Regions from separate parts of the Homo sapiens genome. Here region 1 is linked to region 2. Evidence: chromatin loops called from intact Hi-C (ENCODE). Cell type or tissue: Calu3. All regions are shown on one strand. Each heading gives the region's core, and the rest is flanking DNA. Links, peaks and the distances in the headings are about the cores only.

What was found. A loop is a pair of places that touch in the nucleus more often than their neighbours do. Peaks named below come from ENCODE experiments on the same cell type or tissue, not always from the same donor. Only the 100,000 strongest peaks of a DNase experiment are listed, where the experiment ranks them.
Region 1: it touches region 2 in a loop (12-fold over the local background); 14 of 110 quality-filtered maps call a loop at or near these places.

The regions. Positions count from the first base shown.
Region 1 is chr4:107,517,818-107,520,750 of GRCh38, forward strand. No RefSeq gene overlaps it. Among named protein-coding and RNA genes, the nearest start is that of PAPSS1, 200 kb to the right of the region's middle. In Calu3, for the core only: no CTCF peak of the experiment used is centred there; a DNase peak (open chromatin) is centred at 1,424.
Region 2 is chr4:107,041,546-107,044,478 of GRCh38, forward strand. No RefSeq gene overlaps it. Among named protein-coding and RNA genes, the nearest start is that of DKK2, 6.7 kb to the left of the region's middle. In Calu3, for the core only: no CTCF peak of the experiment used is centred there; no DNase peak of the experiment used is centred there.

The DNA.
Region 1 (2,933 bases), core at 212-2,711, 480 kb after region 2:
CTAGAGCTCCAAACACCTCAGACTTAGTTCACCATCATTTATCAACCACACATAATGCCTCCTTTTACAGATACCTACTTTATGCCTTGGATGGCATAATGCCACCCCACCACTGACACCAGAATCTGAAGAATCACCCTGTACTCCTCACTCTTACTTGACCACATACTCAACTAGTTATGAGACATTTGAGATTCTGCCTCAAAAGTATTTGTGAATATATCCTTTTTCTATATCCTTACTTCCAGTACCATAGTTGTGGCTGTTACTAGTTTTCACATGGATTTATGTAGTAACCTCTCAGCTCTCTCCCCTCCTCTTAGCTTGGTTTCAGCAGGCAGAGCTATTCAAAAACTCAAATATAATCATACCCTGCTCTTGCTTAAAATCTTTTGATGACTATTATCCTTGCAAAAGGTTTAAACTAATTTCCTGCCAGTTCCCTGTCAACACCTGTCACAGCATCAGTACTAACCCACACACATTTCCCAAGTGTGCAGCACCCAGAAAACAGTGCTCTGTGTGTCTTTTGCATGCACAGTTTAATTGTTTTAAATTGACAGATAATGTTGTACATTTTTTATCATGTACAACATGATATTTTGGAGTATATATACACTGTGGAATGGTTAACTAGCTCATTAACAAACGTATTACCTCACATAGTTATCATTTTTGTGGTGAAAGCACAGAAAATCCACTCTTTTTATATTTTTCAAGAGTATAAAAGATCATCATTAACTATAGTCACCTTGCTGTAGAGTAGATCTCTTGACATTTATTCCTATCTAACTGTAATTACGTATGCTTGTTTTATGGCTCCAGAAAACTCTGTCCTCTCCTCACCTTTTCAAGAGCCCCTTCTCAGTGCCAGTGTAGACCTAATATGCTGTGTTCTTCTCCTCAAGGTTGTCTTTTCTGGCCTTTTACTTTGTGAACTCCTTGAATCAGACTCCGTCTTCCACCCCTTTGTCCTTGGCATCTAGCACAGTGTCTGCAACTCAATAGGCTTAGAAGAATATGTTCGAACAAATAATAGTGCCCAAAATTCCTTTACCTATCTCTAACAAGCCTGTTATGTAAGGAACCATGACACATTTGAGAAGTAACAAGGTGCTTGGGGCAAAGTATCACCTGGGATGCAAGTACATGCTGTGTTCCTTATTGAAGCTTTGCCAGGCACTGGTTAATGCATGGATAAAAAATTTTTCCTCATCTCTTCTGCAAGCATATCTTTAATTAAAAGACTAACCTGATTAACCAAAATAGATGAGTTTTACATGTAAGCAAAGGGTGCCTTTTTGGTGAGAATGACTAAAGGAGACTTTTTAAAATAACACAAATTTTGAAGGTAATCATACAGAAGACAGTGGCAAAACTCAAAGTACAAACGGGTATTTCATTCTCTAGACCACACTGCCTCCCTGTGGGAGGTTTTTTGGGCAAGGATGTACCTAAAGGAAAGTAAATCCAGTTTTGCACAATTGTAAAGTAGTGGTAGCTAGAGTTTATATAATTTTATACCAGAAGTCCACTCCCAAATATTGGGTTATAAATTGTGCTAGTTGAGTGATTTATTTTCTGAAAGACTTATGCCCATATTTTTGGATTTGGAATAGAAACATTTGTGTTCTTTTAAAAATAAGTAGTCCTGGGAATGATTTTTCCAAATGCCAAGACCAAAAAATGACATAACCACAATCTAATTATTTTGTTTTTACTACTTTGAATAATTATACTTTAAAGGTCTTAATAATTTGATTTACTTATGAGAAATATAAGACCCTAAGATCCCTAAAAATCAAGAATGGCAAAATGAAGATCTATTTGCTGTGTACCCACCACAACATTTTTTACTTAGTTTTTATATTATTTAATGACATATATCAAAAAATCAATATAGTCATTGAAATTAATGACTGCTCCCAGCCTATAGATTCCTCCTGAAGTAGAGCGTACACAAACCAAAAATATCAGATGCACTTCTGAAAGTTAAAATGATATAGTCAGTTTAAAAACATTTCAAGAATCATTTTTCATTTACCTTACAGAAAGTAATTTGTAGAATGCTACCTTTAGGCCAGGCATGGTGGCTCATGTAATCCCAGCACTTTGGGAGGCCGAGGCAGGCAGATCACGTGGTCAGGAGTTAGAGACCAGTCTGGCCAACATAGTGAAACCCCATCTCTACTAAAAATACAAAAAATTAGCCAGGTGTGGTGGTGTGTGCCTGTAATCCCAGCTACTCTGGAGGCTGAGACAGGAGAATTGTGTGAACCCAGGAGATTGGAGGTTGGAGGTTGCAGTGAGCCGAGATCGCACCATTGCACTCCAGCCTGGATGACAGTGCTAGACTCCGTCTCAAAAAAAAAAAAAAAAAAATGCTACCTTTGAAAAGAAAATGAATGTATATTTTAAGCATGATATACATTTTTTTCATGATTTCGGGATTAATTTCTTTAAATTTGCCCCAAGTTTCTAATAGTATGTAGCATTATTCAAAGGCAGAAAATGGACTTAGTTGTCTGTTTCTACAAAAGGCTTTGAGCAATTTCCAGAAATGAAATAATTGCTCATGATCTACCTTAATGCATATATTTGAAGACCCTGCTTTTAAATTTCCGGAATCTCAGAAGTATTCAAATTCATTACTTGTCTATTTCCTGACCAGTTCCCTTTGAAGTCGTTCTGGAGTCCATGCTATTATTTGAAATGCCTGGCCGTCGGTAAATAGTTGCTATTTCCTTGATGTCAGTGAAGCTGCTTTCTTTTCTGTGACCTTTACCTACGGTACCTCTTGCAGAGGCCACATATGTATTTACATGTCTGTGCGCTCTGGTCCATACATATGGTCCTTGTTAGATGCTTTTACTGCTTTACCTCAATAAGAAAGGAAGTATATTCACGATATTGACTCTTCACTGAATCTACAT
Region 2 (2,933 bases), core at 106-2,605:
ACTCTTACCACACATAAAATAAACTGTGGTGCAGACTAAAAATAATGGAAAAACTACTTGCAAATAATAAAGACATAGATTCTCAAGAGGCAACTCAAAAATCTGTCTTTGAAACATAACTGGGCTTGGTAACAGAAAATGAAAAATGTGCTTAGTTTATCTTTGGAAGATTCATTTGTAATAGATCCTACTTTTTGATGCTCTAGGTATAAATCATAATACCTAGGCTCAAAAATAGTTTGGGATATAAGAAAGTCAAGACACTATGCTGCAGTCAGCTTAAGGAATTTTATAGGTAACTGGCTTAGAATATACAGCAATAATAAAAGTAATAATAATAGTCAGATTTATTGAATGCCTTACATGTGCCAGGTTTGTTGAACACTTTACATATAGTGTCTCTTATTTGTATCCCACAATTCATCCCTTTAAGACAATGAATGTACAGTCCAATATTAAAATAATACTGAGCAAAGAGTAGCTTGCAGCACAGTGTGTCTCCATTTGTAGTAACGAATGCCCAGTTATGGCAATAATGTGGAAGGCACACAAGAAAAGGGGAACCCATCAGAAGAAATTGGAGGTGCCATTTCACCCTTGTAGCAGGCCCCAACACAGATTCCTCTGAAGGAGCTAAAATAAGTCATTTGGTAAACGGTTGCAAAGAACACCAAAAATATAAGTACATGACTACATGTATTGAAGCTTTGCCTAATATAGTAAAACTCTTGGGCCTTAAAAATCATATAGCAGAGAACTTAAAAAGGCCCTCTGCTACAGATGGCATATTAGATTTCTAGGGATTCCATAACAAAATGATACAGATTTAGTGGCTGAAACAACAGAAATGCATTTCCTTACCATTTAGGAGGCCACAAGTCTAAGATCGAGGTGTTGGTAGGTTTGGGCTCCTCTGAGGCTGCTCTCCTTGTCTCACAGATCACCACTTTCTCACCGTGTCCTCCTGTGGTCATCCCTACGTCTGTGTTCAAATTTCCTCTTCTTATAAAGAAACCAGTCATATTGGATTAGGACCTACCCTAATTTCATTTTAATTTAATTGCCTCTTTAAAGAACTCATCTCCAAATGTGGTTACATTTTGAAGTAGTAGGACTTAGGGCTTCAACATATGAACTTGGCAGCAGGGCGTGGGGCAAAATTCAGCTCATAACAGATAGATTTATACATGTAGTTGCATATTAAAACACTTGGGAAAAGAGTAACATTTCTGTACACAAGACATACAGCAGTTTCTCAGAGTTCCTAAACTCAAAGGAGAACTGTGTTATATGTTTATTTTGAAAACATTATTTAAATATTTTTATTACCATTTTATTTCTGGATCTGTGTTAATGATATTCATTTTTTCACCTTCTCTTTTTGTGTGACTTATGGCTAAATTAGAAATCAGCCAACTGAGTCTGACTGTGATTGTCAATATTCCACTGGGGCCCTGAAAAGGAAAAGAGAGAATGCAAGCAATTTGCCAAGAAGATAAAGTCATTTCTACATTTTTTATAAATGCCTGGTTAATGAAAGATGGAAACAATAAAACATATCAGTACATGATAGAAAAGTGAAATCATGGTAGATCAAAGGAAAAGGAAGCAGCAAACAAAACTACAGTGATCTAGCAATCAGCAAGTTGTTCTGTTACTAACTTAATTTGTCCATTTATTTAATTTGATTTGTTTAATTTACTCAGAAAGTTAATAGTTCCTTGGAATCACAGTACCTTTAATTAATTCAAGGCAGTGCTAAATATGTGAAAACAGAGGGGATATCTAATTTCATTGAAACTGGTAATGAAATCACTTTTAATATAAGTGCACTTGACCACTTAGTCTTTAAGTTATTAAGAAATCTGATTTGGAATAAGCTCAAATTTACTTTAGCTTTTTGTTGTTTTTTTCTGAAATTTATAAAATGTATTTTGGTTGTTATTGTCAAGAATGTATGTGAACATTTGTATATATCAAAGAACAATCAATATCTCCAAGAACATAACAGCTGTTTATATGTTACAGTTGAAATTGTTGGGTTAGCCTTGTCCTCCAATGCCAATCAATGTTGTATTTTTAAATTAATAATAAAATGAAACTCTCAAACCTTTGATCAATTTGCCTTTTATATATCAAAATGTATTGTATAAATATGCTCAGTATTAACAGAAGTACTGAAAGTTTAAAACCATCTTTTTGTTTTATAATATTCAATGTACCTCACCCCACCACTTAACACTGGAGGTAGCTACCACTGAGGCCAGGAATATATGGACTATAGCTATAAACTGGGGCTCTTTTTAACATGAAAAGGTAAGCTAATTTCCAGCCTTCTAAATACAACTTCCAAATTCACTAAATTACTTCGTGTTCCTCCTATATGTTAGCATAATTTTAGAAGGTAATTCATTAGAAAAGCCCCCAGCTGCAAGTTCTAACCAAAAGTTATACATGTTATAGTCCAAACTCTTCATTCTCTTTAGCCAAGTGTAGATACTGCCTAAGATGGCTGATTTTAAATTAATTTGTATGATGATATCTGTCACTCACTTGTGAAACACTTCCTGAATATAGCTGACACAATCATACCCAATTTTCTGTTTCAGGGACTATTTAATGTTAAAAATGTCTCTAAGGAAATCATTCTAAGGAATGCCTCTAAGTAAATCTTTATATGTGGGGGATGGAAAAGACAACCCATCATGGTATTATTCTCTGACAACAAAAGAATTCCTGTTAATGGTTAGTAATGGTTATTATTGTTTGTTTTAAGTAGTGATCTTATAGTGATTATTAGTCGGAAATACTGAGAGGTCCAAGTTCATGCAGCAGAGGGCAGTAATGGACACTTGTCATGGTAAGAGAGATGAGCCAGAGATTATTACAAAGTAATTTTTCTGGAGAAAAGTGTTTAATGGCCTTTCCTATAC